Regions from separate parts of the Mus musculus genome. Here region 1 is linked to region 2. The links are chromatin loops, found by intact Hi-C in ENCODE. Cell type or tissue: gastrocnemius. All regions are shown on one strand. Each heading gives the region's core, and the rest is flanking DNA. Links, peaks and the distances in the headings are about the cores only.

What was found. Hi-C counts contacts between places; a loop is a spot of excess contacts. Peaks named below come from ENCODE experiments on the same cell type or tissue, not always from the same donor. Only the 100,000 strongest peaks of a DNase experiment are listed, where the experiment ranks them.
Region 1: a loop joins it to region 2, with 2.2 times the contacts of the local background. A loop is called at or near these places in 7 of 42 quality-filtered maps.

Annotation. Positions count from the first base shown.
Region 1 is chr3:100,157,580-100,169,756 of GRCm38, reverse strand. It overlaps Wdr3 (WD repeat domain 3), which reads left to right and starts at 7,350. Exons shown (of 27, transcript NM_175552.5): 1 at 7,350-7,413; 2 at 8,535-8,737; 3 at 9,782-9,991. The coding sequence starts at 8,567. It overlaps Gdap2 (ganglioside-induced differentiation-associated-protein 2), which reads right to left and starts at 7,294. Exons shown (of 14, transcript NM_010269.3): 1 at 7,092-7,294. In gastrocnemius, for the core only: no CTCF peak of the experiment used is centred there; a DNase peak (open chromatin) is centred at 7,295; H3K4me3 peaks cover 2,842 bases; H3K27ac peaks cover 1,829 bases.
Region 2 is chr3:100,673,245-100,685,421 of GRCm38, reverse strand. Man1a2 (mannosidase, alpha, class 1A, member 2) reads left to right here. Exons shown (of 13, transcript NM_010763.2): 1 at 1-861. The coding sequence starts at 560. Among named protein-coding and RNA genes, the nearest start is that of Man1a2, 6.1 kb to the left of the region's middle. In gastrocnemius, for the core only: no CTCF peak of the experiment used is centred there; DNase peaks (open chromatin) are centred at 3,568, 4,958 and 6,266; H3K4me3 peaks cover 2,117 bases; H3K27ac peaks cover 2,217 bases.

The DNA of each region.
Region 1 (12,177 bases), core at 2,519-10,518, 520 kb after region 2:
AAATTATGCAAGCATAAATTCCTTTAAAGGAACTGCATCTTTCTGTGATCAGAATCATCACAAATCACAACAGCTCCATCTTCAGAAAGGCCCACTCACTCAACCCTTTCAGCCTCCACTACTGCAAAAAGAAATAAATAAAATACTAGACACTATGCTATGAGGTAAAAAATGAAAAATAACATGTATAACTTAAATAATTCCATTTGATAATAATGTGGATATGTTAGACTGAGACAGGGGTCACTACGCTTAAATAGTAAGAGATAATAAAGGTTTCAACTAACAATCAAAGATGATGAGGCTTGGATTTAAGAGGCAACATATGGGGGCTAGAGAAACGGCCCAGAAGTTATGAATACACACTATTCTTGCCGAGGATCAGATCTGGTTCTTACCGCTCATGGTGGGAGGCTCGCAACCACTTATAACTCTGACGTGCACATATATATGTAATTGTAAATACATTACAAATAAAGTAAAATCTTCTTTAAAAAGAGGCAACATGCAGAGGAACAATGAACAGGATCTGACAATACACAGGATATGGTATATGAGACTGCTTGTGGTAGACAGCTGGTTGTACAAACGCTGGAAGAGGAAGGTGTGAGTTTCTAGAGCTGGACCTAGGCTACGGACAACTCCACCAGAGCAAAGGATACTCAACTTACCCCTGACTCCCACAGCTGTTTCCTGCAGTAAACTGCAGCCTCATTTATCCTCTTAACATTTGTTCGCACTAAGTGTGAGTTAGGTACTATTCCAAGTCCTGGGGACTCTGGGAGCAGGGCATGTCTACCTTTGGGAGCTCATGTATCTGCAGAGAAGAAAGGTGATGATAACAGTGTAATGAGAGCGCGTTCCAGAGAACAAGTGACTTGTGAGGAGCAAGCAGGGAAAACAAGAGAGCAGGGAAGCAGCCAGGGCAAAGACCAAGGGACATGGAAGGTGAGCTGCAGTCCAGGGGGAGCCAGGAAGCCATCTAGGTAATGATTTAGATCATAAGGTTGGTGCTGAGCGAGGCCAGATGATGCAGTTGTAAAACCATGCTAAAATCCTCAGCTCTTCCTCTAAATATGAGGAAGCCAAATACACTGCTTGAAACGAAGACTCTAGTTAGGGAAAGCAAGAAGGGTAAGAGTTGCAGTAGAAGATACAAGATGATCATAGGAGAGATGGGTGGCCACGAGAAATGTCACATCTGGGACTATAACTGACAGATAAATCCAAAGAATTTGTCATAGGAATACAGAGGATCCACACAAGTGAGACAATGCCTAGATTACTTCCCTTGAGCAACTGAGTTGGCTAGTGATGCTACTTATAGAGAAGAGGTATTGGAGTAAGCTGTAGGGTGAAGGAAAAGCAAGGGTTCCCATTCCATATGTCTGTCCTTTTGAATGTGCTGAGTTCAAAATGTTTATTACATAGCCCTGAGTTTACTGTCAAACTAACAAATGGATGCTTGAGGCTAGAGCTCAGAGCAGAGGTTCAGCATAGATCTAGAAGTCTCAGCAAGTGCAGTGTTGAAAACTACGGGAACTAGACAAGACTGTCTGCGGGACAAGTGCAAACAGTGAGAAAGAGATCCTAGGGCTGAGTCCTACAGCAAAATGCACACTAAGACAAGAGCGTAGGTGAGGAGGCGGCTAAGCCAGGAAGGAAGCTCAGCAAAGACAGCAGTGGAAGGCCAACAGAAGGAAGGGCGCATTCATGGGTGCTTCAGCCAGAAAGATCAGCTAGAGCAGAATGCTACCAAATGATCAAGACCTCGTGGGTTCAGGAAATGAGCAGGCAGATGAAGGACAGAAAGTCAATCTGGGAGCTAATTTTTAAAAAGCTTTTTGACCTGAGGCTAATGTTTGTTGTCATACTCAGGGAGAACAAACTTGCCCTTCCCAAACTAATTTATCCACGTTTCTCGGAGAGAGACCAGATACTAACTGGAAGCACAGATCTATCAGAATATGCAAACCTACTGTTAGATGGGAAGTATGGTCATTCAGCTAGCAGCTAAAAAAAAGATCTTATAGAGTATGCTAAGATAATTTGTATTAGTGCTTATGTTTATACTAAATAATCCTGCTTTAAGATTAGTTTTCTAGATGTTGTACTTAGTTCAGTCCCTTTGAACCTGGAGACAAACACAAGCCACATGTGTAAAAATACTCAGATTTGCTCCAGGCAAAACTGAACTAAGTTGCCAGCCCTTACTCTGCTCATTCTAACTCATTTAGGCCTTGAAATCAGATTCTCCTGCCGCAGCCTCCTGAGTGCCTGGAACATCAGGTTAGTGTCCGGGGCCTGGCTCACCATATCACCTGATGGCAGTAAATAAATGAATAATTGCTTCTTTAAGCTAAATTCTATTCCTGACACTAACACCTGCCTCTGGAATATGTGAAAGATCAACAAAAAGTTAAATGGTCAAGACAAAAAGAATCTCCACCTTGCTGTAGTTCTTCTTTTCTCTGTGACAGAGGTAAAATCACATTGTGTGCATAACTTTGAACCTATGTCTACACACAGTGAAAAAGTGGAGTGTGGCATAATGCAAGTCATGAGACTCTGTGTCCAGGTCCAAGTGCGGATCCCTGAGTCAACATCTTCGAGCTGTGATCCTTGAGGCAAAGCTAGTATTTATAGCTAAAGCAGAGGTAATTAACTCACAGGCTTATCATGAAGATGAATGCAATAATCTGTGCCAAAACTACACAGCAGAGCACCTGCCGTAAAGCAAGGCACAATGAATTACCTTTTGAGATTTCCTCAGGGCCAGTGTGACCACGGCTGAGATGAAGTTCTATTTCCATGTGCAGCAAAGGCTCCACACTCGCTGTCAAATCACCATGCAAGCTGAATGCTGAGTGCTGAATGCTGAGTGCTGAGTGCTGAATGCTGAGTGCTGAATGCTGAGTGCTGAATGCTGAGTGCTCAACTAAGTTACAGTCCTACAGATCTTGATGTCATGACTTCCCTTGTCATGTCTGGTTAATCCCTAAATAACCCAACATCTGCTCCTGTGTCACTAGGGGAAGGAAATCACACAAGCAGCCATTTTGTGCCAAAATGAGTGTGCGTGTTCCTACGTTAGCTGGACCCACCATCAATATTACTGCTCAAACCACTAACTTCTCTCTAGTTCCAAATCCATCTTTATAGAATACTCTTTTCCAACTTCTGAGTTATCTCGGGGTATATTCTGCATGCTTAAGCCAGCCAAAAGGTCTTAACTCAAGCACTTTGCTAGCTGCCCGTCACAAGAATAACATCAATTCTCCCTGAACATTTTTGGAAAATCTTTCCTCCCTCATTTCTTCTTCAGACCATAGAAACATCTCCCCAGTTTGTTGTTGTTGTTGTTTTGTGTTTGTTTGTTTTGTACTGGGGTTGAATCTGGGCCTCAGGCATGCTGGGCAAACATTATCATGTGCTATATCTCCAGCCCTAAATTGCCCCGCCTTACCTTGTTCACTCTAACTCACATAGGCCTTGAAACCAGATTCTCCTGCCTCAGCCTCCCGAGCAGCTGGAACCTCGGAACATCAGGCTAGTGCCATGGGCCTGGCTCACCATGTCACTTTGTGTGAGAGGGTGCGGTATGTGCTTGCATGGGTGTGTGTAAGCATGTGAATGGAGGTTAAAGTCAACAGCAGGTATCTTCCTTAATTGCTTGTTCAACCTATTGAGACAGTCTCTCACTGAGCCTGGAGCTCGGTGATTCCACCAAAACCCTCAAAGATTCCATCTCTTGTGTCCTCCTTCCAAAGCTGAGATCACAGGTGCACGGCAAAGCATCTAGCTTCTTACCTGGGAGCTCAGTCCTCCTCCCACCTGAGTGTAACGCTACTCTAGGCTCCACCTCACTTTGAGTGTTTGTTGCAGAGCTGTATCCTCTTAAAACTTTCCCCCCTCAACGACGATCACAGCTCTGATTTCAAGGTCAACAGAAACCTAAGTTGATCACTTTCTCCGAGAAGTCCCATTACTGTCCTTGATGTGTATGGACTTCAGTAGGTCTCCTATACACCCAATCATCTCCAGTCAGTACAGCTCGTTGCCTCTCTCCAGCTACTGAAGACGTCAGTGTGAGTGCTAAATGAACGATAACTAATGCTCAAAGCTGACTGTGGGGCAAAAGGTAAGGCCTTTCCTGGAAAGCTTCCTGAAAGTTAATCAAGGTTGAATTCTTTGGCAGCTCCATCCGCACCTCCAAAGAGAAACTGATTTTTCTCATTAAAAAGAGATTTAACTCCTGCCTGCTCCCAACATAAACTCATGGCCATGCTTGTGCAAAAGCGGAGCAGCGAACCCAAAGGTGGCAGAAACCTAAACACTGTCTCACTCCACAGAATGTGTGGTAAGAAATATAGCCTGTAAGAGATGATGCATATATCTGAAAGGATTTCCAGACTTAGATTAAGAATTCTAGGGATAGACTGAAAACAAGCAGGGTGGTGGGCATGATGGGAACTGTGTGTGTGGGGGGGAAGGGGAGCAGACATGACTACAGTGATTTATAACCTTAGCCAGAAATTAAGCAACATGAAACCAAAAAGCCCTTCCCACTGGAAATCAATTGACCAGTGTTGAACTTTGAACAAGCTTGCAAACAAGCACTATAGTTTAGTAAAACTCACAGTCTCCTGAGGCACAGTTTTGTATCAAAAAGTTGTTGGTTTCCAGACTAAATCAGATCTATGAATTAGGCTAAATATTTTCTATGTTAGTTTAAGAGAAAGGACCCCCCCCCCCAAACAAAGAGAAGCTACTATTCTTTATGATTCAAAGAGTTCTTTGTAGCTTATTTCCCCCTGCATCCTGCCACCATTAGCTTTTAAAAACATACAAATTGTGAGTTATTTGAAAAATTGAATTGCCTGCAGAGACCAGATTTTTACTCCTCCAGGTCCGGCAGCATCAGGCAGAGCACTTGGGATCACTGTCTCAAAACCTGAGTTTCCAAACAGGTAAAAAAGAATGGTATCAAGTTGGGTGTGGTGGCACAGGCCTTAAATTCCAGCTCTGGGAGGCTAAGGCAGGTTGAGCTCAGTGAATTTGAGGCCCAGCTGTCCTAGTTCTAGGACAGCCAGAATTATCTTATCTCAACAAAATAAAACAAAATGAATGGTGCCACTTAAAAAAAGGGCGGGGGGGGGGGAGAGTGAGAACCAACTAAGAGGAGAAGATGACTGTCAAATGTTTACACAGGTGAGCTAAGTCTGGGAAACACATAGAGTTGGACCATGAATCTGACCTCTAATAATTAAGCAGCTTGTTTGTTGCTTTTGGCAAATAACAGGTTTATTATTCTTTATGGCTCTGTATTTCAATATTTAAATGCCCAGGATATATAAGGGTGAAAGCACCCACCATATTCATCCTGATGCCAAATCAATTATATTTACAAGAGTTACTTTATGCAAATGGAAGCTGCTCAGATGAAAACATGTCCGTGCTCACCTATATCAGCAAATAAATACATTATAATAAAACAGACCTCTAACCTTCATCAATGGTCCCAGGTAAACTGTAAATCATCATTCAAAAAAACATACAAAACACATGTTTTCCGGTGAATTAGCAGTGTCACCTACATATTAAACACACCAGAGCATGCTTCAGTTGCAAGTCTTCATACAGAGTGCAATTTGAAACTTAAAATAATAATGTTGTTCTTCAAGTACTAGATAAGAAAATGTATCTTAAAGTACTGGATAAGAAAATATGTAAGATTAAGGTGTGCTAGTTTAGCCTGGCGGGCCAGTACACGCCTTTAATTCCTGCATGCTGTAGGCAGAGGCAGGTGGATCTTTGTGAGCTCAAGGACAACATGGTCTTCAGAGAGCTCCAGAACAGGGCCTTTGTGAGACTCTGTCTAAGGAGGGGTGGTGATAGGGATGCTAGATGCAGCACTCTATATCATACCAGGCTGGCTTTCCAGTGCTGGTATTAAAGTTGTGGACAAAACCTGGCTTTGATCCCACGACCAAAGATGACAACATCAATTGGCAATGTCTAAAGGTTGGGCAGGCCTGAAATCTTCTAAACTGTTTCCCCACCAAAGCACACATCTCCCATCTCTAACAAGGAAATGCACAGCATCTACAGGAGGTAGGGTCCATACACATCTATCCAAATGTTCCTCCCCAGCCTGGAATAAATTTATCATCACGATTTCTTGCCTTCTTTTCATCCAACCCACTACAAATGATTCTTCTTTCAAAACAATTTTCTTAAACACAGAGGATGAGCTGGACATGTTTTAAATCACTAAGAAAATCTTACCCAGTAAATAGTAGCTAAAATTAAAAAGGAAAGGCCGGGCGTGGTGGCGCACGCCTTTAATCCCAGCACTTGGGAGGCAGAGGCAGGCGGATTTCTGAGTTCGAGGCCAGCCTGGTCTACAAAGTGAGTTCCAGGACAGCCAGAGCTACACAGAGAAACCCTGTCTCAAAAAAAAAAAAAAAAAAAAAAAAAAAAATAAGGAAGACAAGTCTACCTGTCAGCTACAATTGTCTACATGTCTAATTTCTAGGTTGGCTACAGAGGTTCAGTAAACCATGGCAGGGATCAATTCTTTTGTATAGTTATACGTACAGTTATATAGACAGCTACAGACATCAGACCTCGTTTCTAAAACTTCTAGACCAGCCCAAGGATAAAAGGGGGCAAGAGAAGAAAAGCTAATTTCCTCGTTAACAGAGTGGCTCAGTCTCAGTCTACAATTAAGGACCAGTAAGCCCAGGGTCACTTCCCTCTCAAGTGACCTGAAAGCGGAAACACAAAGCCAGGTCAATGTCACTCCAGGGACTGCGGGGTCTTTTTACAACTCAGCATCCTGGGCTCAGCGTCTGACCACAGGGAACCCGATTTATAGGACGGGCTGGACTCTGCTAGAGCCGCCACCCGCAGGGCTGCTCGCAGCACCGCGTCCCAGCAAATCCCGGGGACCTGCGTCCCCAGAGCTTGGCGACCCAACCTACCCTGAGTGCGAAGCCCAAAGCCCGGGAGGACCCGCCAGCCCAATCCCTCCCAGCCGCCGCACCCGACTGTGTCGCCCTCCCTTCCCGGCTTCGCCCTTCTCTCACAGCGCTCGGGCGGGCCCATCCGGGCGGCGGCCCGCAGCTCACTCAGATCCGTGGCAGAATTCAGGCGGATGACATCCGTACACTTTGCTTGCCAGAGGCGGAGGCTGAAGCGAACCGGTCTCCAGAGGCCAGGGTGACTGGCGACAGCGATCTGACAGCGAAGGTACCCGCTTCCTCTCCGCCACGCCACCCAATCACAGCGCTCTGCCGTCACTTCCGCCTAGAAGGTAAGGGAAACGCCGGGCGGAAGAAACTTCCAATCGGACCGGAAGTGGCGGGTCTCGTAGGCAGCGCTGTCTGCTGGAGCCTCGTGGAGAGTGAGGTGAGTGTTGCTGGCTCTTTAGGGATCGCGGGGCGCGGTTCCCCGCACAGTGGTGTTCACGGTGAGCCGACGCGGCGAGGGACTCCGCGCTAAGGGCACTAGGGAGGCCGGGGAGAAGCCCTTTGCCGCGGCCGTCTGCATCGCAGAACCCAGAGGCCGCGCGCTGCCCCCGGGCCGGAGTGCGAGGCTGCTGGAACTGCCCGATTTCCTTGGATTATTTCGGGGATGATGTGCAATAGAAACTTAGGTGCGGGGGATAGTTTGAGAGTGACCAGGTCGCAGGAAGGAAAACAAGCGAAGTTATTTGAGAAATAAGCTTTAAAGCCCTCGGGTAGGTACAGTGCATGTGAAAACGATAAACAAGCGTGTTACTATGACTTGAAGCGAAAATCGTGGACGTGGAAGTGCTAGATAGAAAACCAGTGCAGCAGCTCGTTGAAGACAAACTGGAGATGAAAGTGCAGGGAAGAGAAAACTGGGTAGAAAAGGCAGACACATGAACACACATGCATAAAAGCTGAGATCGGTTGGTCTGAGCTTTTGGATAGAGGAACTGCAGCAGCCCCATAAGCTCTGCGAGCTTATTATATACAGTTGAAAATGAAGAGGGGATTATTGCTTACAACTGAACAAGGAGACAGGGTGATTGTATAGAGATAATATCTAATTGCAATAGGGACAGTCTGTGGGGAGCAGTCTTCAGTCAGTACACATGGTGGTGTGGTGGGAGGGAAGAAGGCTATGGTGAACATTTTCTGGAACACTGTAAACATCCCACTTGAACCAAAGGACCATGATGCCTCTCCTATTGGTCTGGGGCATTGAAGTCCTTGACATGGCTACATTCATGTCAGCAGGACCCATTCACTCTGGGCTTCCTCTGATCTACACACAGGGTCTCTTCGAATCCCAGGAATCTCTCTCTCTGCCTTCCCTGTGCTGGGGTCATAGACCTGCATTTTTCTGTGCCTGGCCTTATGTGTGGGTGCGGGTACTACAGCAGGTACTTTACCATCTGTGCCAAGTTACATGCTTTTGATCATGTAAAAAAAAAAGGTTCCTGTTTGTTAGCTGTGCAGAGTCATTGTATTGCAAAAACTGAATTTTGTTTATTTACACAGATTGCCTTCCCGGTGTCATCAGACAGCCCAGCATGGGGCTTACTAAACAGTATCTGCGCTATGTGGCTAGTGCTGTCTTTGGCTTGATTGGCAGCCAAAAAGGTAACATTGTTTTTGTGACACTCCGTGGTGAGAAAGGACGCTATGTGGCAGTACCCGCCTGTGAACACGTTTTTATCTGGGACTTAAGGAAAGGCGAGAAGGTAAGTCAGAAATAAGAAATGGACACCGTTAAATGACACCGACTCTTGGAAGGGTGAAGTGGGAGAGCCTTGACTGACCTGCCTGCACTCATTTGTGTGTGAGTCCCCCAAGAGATCACTTCCCTTTTATTTTTCTAGACGGCTAGCACCAGATTCTGTTGTGTTCTGAAAGTCACAGCCAAGCAGGAGTTTGCTTAAATGGGTGTGTTCGTTTTCATGGGTTATTATTCTTAGCCATTATTAACTTCTACTTTTGTCGACCGGTTCTGCTTTTCATGTTCTGCTTGTTCTCACAGCCAGCTGTAAAGCAGTAGAATTTCAAAGGACTGTCATTCTGCTGTGTTGTGCAGTCCTTCTCTTAACCATAACTGATGAGATTCATTGGTTGCTTCACTCTGCTTTGACTGTGACAGAAGCTATTCCTTTCTTGCTAAGCACAAAGAGATAAATTATCCCTCTTTACTGTGTGACTCCCAGGAGGTGAGATGAGTTACATATAGATTTATAGATGTAAATATATAGAAGCCTGTTGCTACCCAGAGCTTCTTCTTGGGATGAAACTGTTAGTACTGTAGGTTGAGTTACAACAAGGATGAGTTTATAGCTCTGTATCAGAAATCACTGGGATACAAAGTTGCTAACTTAGCTCATTGCCTGGATCATTTGCATACACACCAGCACCAAGCTTGAGAGGACGTGATGACCTCTTGAGGAGCTTATGGTCTTTGCTTGTCAAGTTTTATCCTCGTGTATCAGTGACTGGAAATTGTTGATATGTGTATGTGTTATATGTTGATATGTGTATGTGTTATATGTTGATATGTGTACTATGTGTTATATGTTGATATGTGTATGTGTTATATGTTGATATGTGTATGTGTTATATGTTGATATGTGTAATATGTGTTATATGTTGATATGTGTTATGTGTTGATATGTGTATGTGTTATGTGTTGATATGTGTATGTACTGAGGTCATTCCTGTGCTGCTGTCTTGTTACATGCCTCACGCTTCTGAGTTGGTTTTCATCTTTATGATTTCAGATCCTTATCCTTCAGGGGAATAAACAAGAAGTCACTTGCTTGTGTCCTTCCCCAGATGGGCTGCATCTAGCTGTTGGCTATGAGGATGGAGCCATCCGAATCTTCAGCCTCCTCAGTGGTGAAGGAAACATAACCTTCAATGGACACAAAGCAGCTGTCACCAGCTTAAAGTACGATCAGCTAGGAGGCAGGCTGGCTTCTGGGTCTAAGGTGAGCCTCAGACAGGTGCCCAGGGTTGTTTCTCACACTTAATATAGGAGCAGATTATTCTCATAAACTGTGCTATGAGATGGGTTGGATTCTCCGTGTCCAAGCTACTATACATTTGGGAGAAAGAGTGAGGAGGATGGGTGCGTATGAGGGAGTGTTCTACTTGTTTCCTGTTCTGTTCTCTGATAAAAGTCTGTGGCATGAAAGAATAACACAGAGGTACTCTGGAATCTATCACTGTGGAAGAGGGACCCCAAACTATATAACCAGGAAGATTAGAAAAGAAGATGGTTATAGTTTGCCAATGAATCTGTTTTACAGGTTGATGAGTTAAAGCCAGGTGTGCTGGTGCACACCTTTAATCCCAGCACTCAAGATTCAGGGCACCTGCATTGCTCTGAAGTAGAGGCCAGTCAGCCAAGCTTTGTCTCTGGGGATACACAGTGAGACCCTCTCTCAAAGAAGGCAAAGAAAAGATCATTGTTTTCCCAGCACAGAGGAGGAAATGCACTATTTGCAATTGTAGCCACTGGGAGAGGAAAATCAGTTTTCTTCAGTGGAGTGACACTGGCTGTATCAGCCAGGCTCCGGGCAGACCCTGTGCTGGGGTGGTTGGCCAACACATATCAGGCTCTGGTTTGCTGTTGCTGCTCTTTATGTTGTTGGTTTGTTTTTAAAAGGAGAAAGAGAATGAAGCTGGGTGGCTCAGAATGTTCAGGGGAAGAATATAAAAAATATATGAAATTCTCAAAAGATAAAAACACGCCAGGCAGTGGTGGCGCACGCCTTTTTTTTTTTTTTTTTTTAAATATTTATTTATTTGTTATATGTAAATACACTGTAGCTGTCTTCAGACACTCCAGAAGAGGACATCAGATTTTTGTTACGGATGGTTGTGAGCTACCATGTGGTTGCTGGGATTTGAACTCAGGACCTTTGGAAGAGCAGTCGGCACTCTTAACCTCTGAGCCATCTCACCAGCCCGGTGCACGCCTTTAATCCCAGCACTTGGGAGGCAGAGGCAGGCAGATTTCTGAGTTTGAGGCCAGCCTGGTCTACAGAGTGAGTAGGGCTACACAGAGAAACCCTGTCTCAAAAAACCAAAAACCAACCAAACAAACAAAAAAACCAAAACCCACAGTGAAGAAAAGATTGATTTTAGATCTTCTTTTAGATTTGAATCATAAATTTAAGACATTAAACTTCTTTCATTTAAAAAAGTATAAAAAGAAAAGCAGAAAATATTTAATAAAAACTATCATCTACCTCTTAGACTTGTAAATTAAGATGTTAAAAAATAACATGTAGAAGATAACATTGATGAAAAATAAACAGGGTAAAGTGTCACTGTTTAATACAGATAATGAGAAGAATTAGCATTGGTTGGTAGAATGCTTGCTTCGCATATAGAAACTCCTGGGTTTGGTCCCTGGTACCACATAAACTTGTCCTGTGCTTGTATATCTAATACTTGGAGATGGTGGCTGGAGGTGAAGTTCAGGGTCAGCCTCAGCTGCATCGTGAAATCAAGGCCAGCCTGGGCTATATCAGACCCCATCTCAGTGTCAGGAAAACAAGTTGGATATGAAGAGCAAGCATTGTTCATGGAAGGAAGAGAATTGGCAGGCAGTTTTAGAAAGGTGATACTACTCAGAGTACACAGATGGGAAGCTGGTCTTCTCATACAGATCTTTGGTAGTTCTATAGATAGATGTAATCTGAGGATTATTATGATAGTGTGACTCTAAAATTGTAAAAATAGCCCCATCCTCTAACCAAGAACATCAAACTGTAGCATCTATTTGTAGTAAGATAAATGCACAAAGATTTATGCATGTGAATTTTCAACTTTGCATATTTTATAGTAACAAAATTGGAGATGACTCATTTATGTAAAATATGAAATTTAAATAGTAATACTAGAAACTAGAGTACAGCTTAATTAACTACCAAAGTGCATTAAATAAAAAGATGGTTTCAAGCTGAATCCTGGCATGGGCTCTTTTCCTCTTTGTTGTGTTTTGTGGTTTTGATGTGGAGTCTTACTGAGCTGTCCAGCTTTCCTCCTAAGTGGCTGGTACACCATATCTAGAGCGCTCTGTTTTCTCATGCAGAAGTAGCCTGGAGATCTCATGCATATGTAATTAGAGCAATGTAAAACCAAGTCTCTGCTCAGTACTCCTGGA
Region 2 (12,177 bases), core at 2,034-10,033:
CCCTCGCGGCCTCGGCTGAGGGTCGTCGCTGCTACGCCCGGCGCCGCTGCTTGGAAGCCGCGGAGGCTGCGGAGCGGTGGAGCGGAGGAGGCTCCGGAGGGGACCGAGTGGAACCGACCTACTGCAACTCGTCGTCTTCGCCGGGCGCCTCCCGGGGCGGGCAGCCGCCTCTGAGCATCGCGCCGGGGCGCGGGCATGGCAGAACCCACCTTGCAGCTTCTCTGCGGTGTGGCTCGCCCGATCCACTCTCGGGAATGAAGAGGAGACTCGCGATCATCCGGTGAGGCACCGAGAGCCAAATGGCGAGAAGATCTGACGGGACAGAAACCAACGATCGCTTGGGAGGTCACCCGGGCTTCTGGATGTAATCGGAGAGCGTGAAAGAGGTGGCCTCGTAAATAATAATAATAATAAAAAAGCACAACAATCCTTTGAGAGGAGGGAAATTGAGTTTATTCTTTTTTTTTTTTTGGCCGAGGTTTTGAGAAACGGTTCGATGTGTTGTACGTTTGATATAAGATGAGAACTTTATAAAGTATTCCGTCCAAGAGCCTAAACGATGACTACCCCAGCGCTGCTGCCCCTCTCTGGTCGTAGGATACCACCTTTGAACCTGGGGCCGCCCTCCTTCCCACATCACAGGGCTACCTTGAGACTCTCCGAGAAGTTTATCCTTCTCCTCATCCTTAGTGCCTTCATCACCCTGTGTTTTGGGGCATTCTTCTTCCTTCCAGACTCTTCAAAACACAAACGCTTTGATCTGGGCTTAGAAGATGTGTTAATTCCTCACGTAGATGCCGGCAAAGGAGCTAAAAACCCCGGCGTCTTCCTGATCCATGGACCCGACGAACACAGACACAGGTTCGTTTGTTACTTAAATTATGGTACTTCCTTTTGGGAGAGCAAGGTACAGTTCACTGCTTTCTTGTCTCTCCCCCCTCCCCCTCCTGCCCCTGTGAATGATCAGGGTGTTGAACGTTGTTGGTTCAGAGCTGCCTGGGTAGAACCATACATAGACTGGAAGGACTCCTAGGGTTCCTTGGTTTTTCCCGGCAGAACGAAGTGTTCAGTCAGACTCTTCTGCTGTGGACAGCAGGGAGCGGAGATACAGGGAGTCAGCATGCGCGTATTGAGAACGTGTTTCTGCCTTTCTGCCACCATGTGAAGTCACTGAATCTTGACAGCTTGCTAGACTTTGCTCAGCCACCAAGTCCCAATCTCTGGCTTGTGCTCTGATTTTTTTTTTTTTTTTTAAATGTTAAAAGGTGGGGTGTGTATATCCCTAACCATAATTTGGCCAGTTATTCTGAATTGAGCCCTTGGCAGGGTATAATCAAGATGAAATGAAATGGAAGCTCTGCTTCCAGCCTTTAAGTCATTTCTAGATCTTTACCTAAAAGGAGACTTTGGAGACAATTCGCTTTTTCCAAACACCTCTCTCCTCTCATAAGCTAATTCTTGAATGTGTGAAAGAGAAGTATGTATGAGACTTCACCCGAATGGTAGAACCCCTGTAGAAAATGGGTAGTGGTTTTAACCTAGTGTGAGGATTTTGAAAAAGCCTAGGTTCAAATGTGAGCCTAAGTTAAATATTTGGGACAATACACTATTGTAATGAGGGCGTTCTCACTTTGTCTGTGAAGTTAATAATTACTTGCTTGCTAGTTCATTGACTTTTGGCCTTATTGGAGTACTTCTAATAATACAGTTTCATACCATTTTTCTATACTTTGGGATATTTGATATTTTCAACTTACATACTTTAAGAGGTTTTTCTTTAAAACTTCCCTTGCTTTGTAACTGTGAAAAACCTTACTTGGTCTGGGAAATATTTGCTGAAAAAGAAACGTTGTTTTTCTGGACCTTATTTCCCATGGTATGTATATATGATGCAATGAACATTTGGGAAAAAAATGTTCAGAGCTTTTTGACAGCAGTGATGTATTAATGTCATTTAGCTATTATGATCTGCTGTCGTGTACTGATAAGTGGCTTCCTTTATATTTTATATGGGTAGAAGTTTGCAAATTTTTACTTTAAAATTGATATTAAGAGAGTTAAGAAAAGTTCTCAACTAGTTGAAGTTAAAATACATTCAAATGAAAGTGTGTTTATGTTCATTGTACTGCACAAATTCAAAAGAATCGTTTAAGTCTCATAAGTAACAGTTCTTAAACTTTATAGCCCAGGAATATACATATATTAGAGCCCAGGAATATGTGTGTATTTATTGTTACTCAGAACCCCTGGTTCCTGAGTTTGGCAGTGGGAACAGAGTTGTAATGGCCAAGGGGTGGTTATTGAGCTGCATTTTCAGCTTGGGATAGGAAGAGTCAGGGTGACGGAAAGGACACTGTGCTGTTGGATTTGCTTGCCTACCAGCTCAGAGAATCAACTCCTGTGTGGGGAGTTGAAGCAGTGAAGGAGGCAGTGCTAACGCTGGCTGTGGCAGGAACAGTTTGTGCTGCTCTTTGTTTACACTTTGTTGTTGCTTCCTCTCACCTGAAAACAGTCTGCTTGGAATAATTTTACTTTGAGCAAGGAATACGTTTAAAATGACAGAAACTAATGTGCAAATATGATCTTGATTAAAAGTAATTCAGAAAGATAGTCTTATAGAATTATTTGTAACTAAGATCATACTTATTTTGTGTGTAGTATCTTAGAAGGTAAAAATTGTGTTATGTGTGTGTGTGTTGTGTGCATGCTAGGGACAGGGTTGGGGAGCCTTGCAAATGGAGGGCATTAATTCTTGTTACTAGTGTTTAAGAGATACTCGTTGGGATAATGTTTCTTTCTGAATGCATAGTTAGTGTAGTACCTTGGTGTTTTAGTTCAGTTGTTAGTCATTTTACACTGACTAAAATTTGTGAGTTTTTTGTTTTGTTTTGTTTTTTGAGCCAGTTTTTAATCAGCTCAAATTGTTTCCTCTGTATGACAGCGACATCTACTTTATGGGCTGTACTGAATGAGATAATACGTGCGAGTCCTTGATATAGTTCACAACTTCAGCCAGTTGTCAGGGAGACTTAGGTTATTATCACTTATAATTGGAATGTTTGAATTCTGACTTTGCTTTAAGTGTTTTATGTTTCTGAAAATCTAGGTACAGTTTGATAAATATTTTAAAGAGTACACCAGAATGTTTCTATCAAAAGGAACATTTTATAATGACATTATTTTATAACTGTTATTAGTTAACAACAAATAATCTACTGTTCAGACTGCTCATGTAGAGCCTCCTGTGTGGATGGGCTAATGATTCAGGGATTCAATGATTTTGGTTTTGGTTGTTAGAAAGTTGTACTCAGAGCAACCAGAGTTTGTAGGGAGTGACTGTCCAGCATTTGGAGTGGAGGGGGAGAGAAATGAGAATAGGAAGGTTTCATTGAGGGGGAAGGGGCTCTGAAACGGTGAGAAAAAGAAAGCTAGATGAAGCAGTGATGGGAGGAGGCATGGTCAAGCAGGCTGCACAGGAGAGCCCTAGTGGGAAAAACCTGGCGTTCTTACGGGTACAGGAAATGTTCCCGTGACTGACGAGGTAGACAGTGTGGTTGTGTGGCCAGGTGCAGAGAGTAGACAGGGCAGATGTGGATTTACAATTCCTGCCTATCCCCTAGTTACAGAAGCTTGAATTAGTTCCTGGCATGCACAACGTGGGAGATTCATGTGACAGTCTAGATTTCTGGCTTTTCTTAAAAAAATTTGCGACTGGAGCAACACTCAAGTGTCTATTTTCCGATGGCTAACACTCAGTCGGAATCTGGCTCCCTCTTGACAGGCGTGCGCTCTCCATTTTATGCCACTCACTTAAGGTGTCAAGTAACACAATAAATCAATGCTCAGCCTGCCAGTGGTTAAGTTTGCATCTCTAGGCTGGACTGTTGCTAAGTATTTTGGTCTTCATTCTGAGTAGCTGCTGGGAAGTCACAGAAGCAAAATGAAAAAAAAATTCATTTTGAATTTAAAAAAACAAAACCAATTACTTTTGTGCAGGACAACCAAGGTTGAGGGTCTAGGACACAGCAAATTGACTGTGGCCATATTAGTAATTCTGTGAGAGAAGATAAATTAGTGAGAAATGAAGTTAATTTTAGGGACCTGTGGTTGGCTGAATATAGAAGTTAAGGTAGGAGGAGAGAGTGGAAAGTAACTTCTGAGTTTCTTTTTTGTATGGTCTTGCATTAATACAAACTTTTTTTTCTATTAATGCCTTTGTTTATTTTTATTACAATTTTTTGCCTTTATTTAATAATGATTTTATGTGGTTAATGTTTGCTTAGCATGTTCCCTTTTGTTAAGTAGCTTACACAGTTTTTCAATAAACTTTTTATATGTTTATAAAGCATTTTTAAAGTACCAGTCCACTGTCAAGGTGATAATAGCACAAATTGTATTAATAGTTTAAAATTACATTTGTGATTTTAAATCACCACAAATAGGAATTTGTTATACTGCTCATTTATGTTATTACAATATATGTTGATTTACATAAAGGGTATCTTTTTAACTTGTGTATAGACAGTTTCCTTTCATTTTTCAGTCTTTCATTTGAAACTGACATTGCTTATATAATGACATTGTACAAATGAGGTTGACCTCCCCATGTGTTTGTTTAAAACATTGAACATATATTTGTAAATTATCCTTTAGTTAGGATCATGTTAGTTCAAATTGAATACTTGAGAGTTATGTGTGTTTATTTCTAGTTGCTGTCTGTCTGTCTCAGCTGATGTTATTACATTACCTGGTACAAATTACACACTTGCCCCTGTCCCTCCGGTAAACCATCACACACTTAGGACAGGGTTAGGGGGCCTGAGTTACCCTTGGGGGAGCCCCTGTGATTTCTCCAGTCCTCTGAGGACTGGGAGTCTGGGCAGTGGCTGGAGACTGGGTGGGGAGTGCAGCTTGGCTGACAGCAGATCTTCAAGGCAAGGTCCCTCACCTTGGCCGCCTGGCTGGGGCTGACGGTCACAGCTGCATCCCACTGGGCCTTGAGCAGCTGGCTGGGCTTCAGAGCCTGGAGAGCTTCTGGGGAGACTCTTCCATACTTTCCAAAAGAGTGTAGTTCCCACCAGGCTTATGAGAGCTAAGAGGGTTGGCAGCATGACAGGTAGGCTCTGAAGTTGTGACACTATGGGCAGAGCCTGGTGTCTGATAGTTTTCTTGTTTTTGGAGACAGGGTTTCTCTGTGTAGCCCTGGCTGTCCTGGAACTCACTTTGTAGACCAGGCTGGCCTCGAACTCAGAAATCTGCCTGCCTCTGCCTCCGCCTCCCGAGTGCTGGGATCAAAGGCATGCGCCACCACCGCCCGGCCTGATAGTTTTCTTAAAGGGAAAAAAATGTAGGCTTTGGAGTAGAAAGGACCTAAAGTGGAATGTAGTTTCTATTTGGTGGCTATGTGACAGTGTAGTAGATGTAATCATCTTGAACCTACAGTGACCATTACCAGTCACATCAGACTAGAGTGTACTTTAGCCAGTGTTGAGGTGGCTTAATACTAGCACTCTGGAAGCAGGGCAGGAGGATCTCTGAGAGTTCAAAGCTAGCCTGATTTACATAATGAATTCTAGGCTACCCAAGGCTATATAGTGTCTCAACAAACAAAAACTCCAACAAATGTCAAAACCCACAGAAGTGTTGTAATGAGAGATTCTTGAATTCTCTCCTCTTTCATATTTTTATTTATGTATGTGTGAATCTCTCTCTCTAGGTTTATTCTGTGCAAGATTGCACTTACCTGCAGAGGCCAGAGGTGTTAGATCCCCTGTAGCTACAGGCGCTGGAGTTACAGGCCTTTGTGAGCTGTTGGATGTGGGTGCTGGGAGTCGACCTTTTGTGCTCTTAACCACTGAAGCAGACCCTCAAATTCTTTATTCACATCCAGATTGCTGGCTTTTGCTTATTATCTGGCATTGCTCTTTAGTGCTCGTATTCATTATTTCCTAGTCACTGTGACTAGATGCTAGACCAGAAGTAACTTAAAGGCAGAAACATTCCTTTTGCCTCAAAGCTGAGGAATGCAGCTCGTTACATGGCAGTGGGAGCAACTTGGACTGTAGTGCTGAGGAAGCAGAAAGGAATCCTAGTGCATGGCTGGTTTGTTTCCCTTTTTATTTAGCCCTTGAGCCTAGTCCAATGGATGATGCTCCCCAACCATAGGTGGGTATCTTTCTCAGTTAAATGTTTCTGAAAACACCCTGGACAGACATACCTGACATGCCTTGCAGTTGTAGAGGAAGCCCTGAGCGAGTGAGTGTTGTTGACATGGGCCCAGTCTTGCCAAGGACTCTGAGTAGACCCATGGGAAATCGGCAAACCTGTTCCCATGCGGTTCAGGCTCAGAAAAGCAAAGTTTGACTGTTTACTGATAAGTGATCAGGGTGTATGAAAGCTAGCAACTACATGGTTACAGCTGGAGACTGCTTGCCAACAGAGACCCCCCCCCGACCCCCCAAAACTAGCCAACTCCTCCTCATATGCTGTAAATGAATTCCTGAGGTTCTGGATTCTAGAGGTAGTAGCTACCATTCCATCAGCCTGTGTACACCACTCTCTACCTGAGCCCATCTTTTCTGTACATGGGTCTGGATATATATTCTTCATTCTCTCACTGACCCTAGTCAAGGTTTCTGGACCTAAGCCATGCAGGATGACACAGTGCCTTATTAGTGAGCTAGGTATTTATTAATTTAATCAAGTTGGCAGTTGAAATTCACCATCATAAGTCTGCGTCCTTGTCAACTTGCCCAAACACATCTTTTTTGTTTGTTTGTTTTTTTGTTTTTTTTGAGACAGGGTTTCTCTGTATAGCCCTGGCTGTCCTGGAACTCACTCTGTAGACCAGGCTGGCCTCAAACTCAAAAAATCTACCTGCCTCTGCCTCCCAAGTGCTGGGATTAAAGGCATGTGTCACCCCTGCCCGGCTCAAACACATCTTTTTAGTTTTAATATTCTACCTCCACCCCCTATAGGCTAATGGCTGCTTCATAGTGCAAAATATATTCATTCCAATTTCAGAAGTCCTCAGAGTCTTAACAGTTTCAATGCTATTCAAAATAGCTAAGATCTCTTTTGAGACTCAAGGCAATCTCTTAACTACAGGTCTCTCAACTCATAAAATTGACAACAAATAAACAAAAAATCCAAGTTATTTATTTCCATATACAATGGCACAGTATATAAACATTCCTACTCCTAAAAGTAGTAATGACATTGCAATGAAAGAGAGGGCTAAAGTACAACTGAAATCAAGCAGGACAAGTGCCAAATTCTGTAGCTACATGTCTAGTATCCATGGTTCCTGATAACATATGGACTCTAACAACGTTGGGTAGTCCTTCCCTTCTGGTTCTATTGTCTACAATACAGCATACTTATCCTGTGCTAGTCTATGCCTTCCCTGCAGTTGTTTTGGCAGATATACCAGGTCCCAGCATCTCCAGCTTCCTGGGATTTGTTTCTGTTGTAACTTAGGTTTCACCCTCATAACTTCATGCAGTGGCTTCTTAGAACTTCCTTGCAGGGTATCTGATCTTGTGTTGCCTGGCTTCAGTAGATTCCTGGAACCTTGGTACAAGCCTCCATGACCCTGTAATTCTTTAATTTTGCATGTGTGTGAAACCAGCATTGTGTGTACAACCCTGCCAAGTTTTAATGCCAAGTCAAAATGTAGTCTGGCACCCTATTTTACAAGGCCTCTATGTGCATTGGCAGTTGAACTTGGGAAGACACTTCCCTAGGCAGGTATTTTCTAGTAGGAAACCCCTTCAGCAGCATTCTGAATGCAGGCTCTTTTCAAAGGAATTTGCATTTTACTAGCTAAGTCTAAGTCTTCAGTGGGTGGGGTCTTGCCCTAAGAAGGAATATTTCTCTCTCTCTCTTTTTTTTTTTTTTTTGGTTTTTTTGAGACAGGGTTTCTCTGTGTAGCTCTGGCTGTCCTGGAACTCACTTTGTAGACCAGGCTGGCTTCGACCTCAGAAATCCGCCTGCCTCTGCCTCCCGAGTGCTGGGATTAAAGGCGTGCTCCACCACGCCCGGCTGGAATATTTCTCTTTTAAAAATATTTTAAAATTTAAGGTTTGTGTGTGTGTGTGTTGTATACATGCTGTGGTGCAAGTGTGAAGATTAGAGAAGGGAATGGTTCTTTACACCATGTGGGTTCCAGAGATTGAACTCAGGATATAAGGTTGTATGTAAGTGCCTTTCCCGAATGACCCATCTCTTTGTCTCTAGAGGGACCTTTTTTGTTGTCCTAGTACAAAATGAGTGATTTCTCTTTGATTGCCTTACTCTCTCAACTTCCCCTCTTTTAAAGAAAAATGGTTTTTAGGTTACCTAACTATATGTATGTACATAAATTTTGCACATATGTGCTGATACCCAAGGAGGCCAGAAGAAGGTGTTGGATTCCCTGGATCTAGGGTTAGAGGTAGTTGTGAGCCTTCTGATATGTGTGCTGAGAATTAAACCCAGACTCTGTGCAAGAGCAGTGCATCCTCTTAGCTGCTGAACCCTGTAATCTCCTTCATAACTGAACATTCTTTGCCTATGTCTACCATGTCTAGAACTTTAAGCTTACGTATGTTCCTTTTCTTGTTAAACTGTGTACTTTCCCTATTTCTCTATTCTCCCTCATTATAAATCAGGGCAAGAGCAGTGGGTAGTAACCATGCCACAGCCTCAACACTCTGCTATAGTGAAATTTCTCTGCTAAACAAATTAGTCCATTATTTTTTAATTTATCTCAAGTTGTCTGGACACAAGCAAGACACAGCTATATTCTTTTCTAGAATGTAATATGAATGTCCTCTAGTCCAGTTTCCAGCTGAGTTTTTATTTCTGTCTGAGGCCTTGTGAGCTGTGACTTCGCTTGTTTGCATTTTTATTGGCTTTCTGTTCCTCTGTACTTCTCCCAGAATGGCCTGTTAAGTTCCATTTACAGCATTCTAGAACATCACCCAAGGACTTAACGTCTTACTAATTTTGACTCCTGTTGCCCCAATCCACCCATATATATATATATATATATATATATATATATATATATATATATATATATGACAGATAGAAACTATTTACAGTAAATCAGATTTATTTAAAAAGTGTTCTTTGGCTTTCATATAACCTTAAACACAAAAGCAGGTTTGCATACTAATGATATGGATGTGTTTAAATCTGTGGCCACTTTAAAAAAAGAAATCCTAGTTAAATATTTGATAATGCAGGAAATAGAACATCTTCATTTTTCAGTTGATTAGTATTTTAATTTTATAATCATCAATGCTGAGAATTCTGTTTCACATAAATTAGTATAAAATGGCAAAATGTATAAAAGCATTTTTCTGTCTGTCTGTCTGTCTATCAATCAGTCATCTATCTATTGTATATATGTATGTGTGTGTGTGTGTGTGTATCTGAATATGCACATGCCATAGGACTCATTTGGAGCCCACATGGTTGACAGAGGATGGCTTGTGGGAGTTAGTTTTCTCTTACCACCATGTGGTTTCTGAGGATCAAACTCAGGTCATTAGGCGTGACAGCAAGTGCATTCACCTGCTGAGCCATCCCGCTGGCCCACAAAAGGCACGTTTAAAGGTGTTTTCTGAAATTGCTAGAAATTCTGCCATAACCTCAAGCCAAAATTCATTTAATGATTTTTAAAATAAAACTGAAATCAGCAACTGACATAGCATCTTTAAGAGTCAAACCTTTTAATATTATACAAAGATAAACTAATACATGCTGATTAAAATACTAGAAGAATTGGCTTTCATAGTTGAATTTCTATTTTTTAAGGACAAACATATACAATAAAACATTGCAGCTAACAGCATACAGTGTCCTTGAAACAGTTTATTGACATTGCATGGTGTATCACATCACAAGTGTCCATGTCGTGTATTCAGAATCAGGGTTGCAGTGAAGTCATGTGATGAACTTGGATGAGCATTGCTAGAGACACCTCAGAATCATTCCTGTTAGCTGTTGAGTACATCTTTGGTTATTGCATATTTGCTGTTGCCATATTTCCATGCCTCCTGCATTTAGTTGTGCGTTTCCATCTGTGCTCCTGACCCACATTTTAAGAAGCTGAGTTCTAGCAGAGCCGAAGTCTTCTTATCTCCTCCTGTAGACCAGTTCCAAAGGGCTCTAAAATGTGTGGGCAGGCTGTCACAGCAGTGACAGGCCCTACTTCTCGGTTCTAACTTTCTGTATTAATTACTTTTCTTTGCTGGTGCCAAATACCCAATAGGAAGCAACTGAAGGACAGAAAGGTTCTTTTTGACATTTAGTTTAGAATGCAGGTTGGGGAAGGCATGGTGGGAGAGGCTTGGCTCAAGGTCCTGACCAAGAAGTAGGGGAAGGGACTGTCCATGTTCATCTATCTCTAGCCAGTGGATGGTACTCTCCATCTTTAGGGTGGGTTCCTCAATCTAGTTAACTGTTTTTGGAACTCAAACAGACATGCTCAATGGAGTGCCTTATTAATGCCCTCAGTGTTTATTGTTTTAATCAAGTTCATAATTTAAATGAGTCATTATAGTATGAGTTACAGATTTAAATAGCAGTATTTCATTTTTAATTTTCTTCCTTTTTTTTTTTTTTTTTTACTCCTTTGATACATTTTCTGTGTCTTTAAACCCCTAATATGTTTAGTTTATATTTTAAGACAAGGTCTTGCTATGTAGCTCAGACTTGCCTTTAACTATTGACTTTCCTGCCTCAGTCTCCCAGGGTGGCACAATAATAGTGATATATACAGTATTACACCCAGTGCCTCTCTCCTTCTTAAGACTTTTGGCCCTTTTGAGGGTTTGCTGTTTTGTCTTGTGTTATGTCTGTCGACTATTCCATGACCTATTTAACTCTTGGTTATTTGTCTTGCTTCTCTTTACTTATATATGGATTATGTAGAGACTGTGAACTTCTTATTTGTGATCAACAGACTAAAGTTGGTGCTTTCTTATTATTTTTATTCTTTGGATAGGAATACTGAATGACTACTTTTTTAAACTTCATAGTTGAAGAACAAGTAATTTGTATTCATAGACTTAACTGTATTGAGGAGTAAGTTTTTTTATGCAGTTCTCAAGTTGAGAATAGAGTTGGTAGTGGATAGTCTCCATGATTCCTTCAACACACAGAGCATAGCTTGTTTTTCCTGGTTCCTCTGTACAGATCCTCCAATAGTTTATCTTAGCTATAATGAAGGTTATTGGAGTGTAAGGTACGAGGTGTGAAGAGCTCTGTAGATAGGAAAGTCTAGGTAGTGCTCTAGACTTTTCAGACGGTTCTGATCTGTCTCAGACACACAGTTGGCCCTTCACTGGCATAAGGGGTACTTGCTAGGGAGGTAGATGAGTATTAAGGACGGCCTGGTTGTTTTAAATCAAAGTATAGTTGTAGATTAGTAAAGAGGGCATCTGGTTTCTGATGCTAACTTTGTGATGGCTGCTTGGTTATTGTTTGTTTTTGATTTTTTGATAGTCTGAGTTTTTTGTTTTGTTTTTTTTCTCCACTTTAAATCATTTCTTTTTCTTTCACAAGTGTAATCTGGGAGACACTGTACTGTGAGCTGCCCACTCACAGGATAACCTTTTGTATATTATTTAAAACCTAATTTTCATATGAAGCAAAAATGCCTATAGCTCTGCATTATTAGTTTAGCATTTTGAAACAACAGGATGTTTTTTAATTTTTGTATTAGATATTTTAAGATATGAGTATTGATGCCATAATAGGTGGACGGTATTTATTATTATTGTTATTAAAACATAAGTGTTTTAAGGAAATAAAGTTTCTTTTGGCTTTCTTAAGGGTCTATGGCTAGAAAGCTGGGCAGTGGTGGCGCACGCCTTTAATCCCAGCACTCGGGAGGCAGAGGCAGGCGGATTTCTGAGGTCGAGGCCAGCCTGGTCTACAAAGTGAGTTCCAGGACAGCCTGGGCTATACAGAGAAACCCTGTCTCAAAAAACAACCCCCCCCCCCAAAAAAAAAACCCAAAACCAAAAACCAAAACCAAAACAAAACGGTAGAATATAATTTAGGAGGACAGTTTATGTAACAATCATTTCAGTCAACATTGGACTCTGGGTCTATACAGGAATAGAACTTTAGTAACACTACAATGGGACAAAAAAACAAAAAACTCCATCACTTGACAGAAGC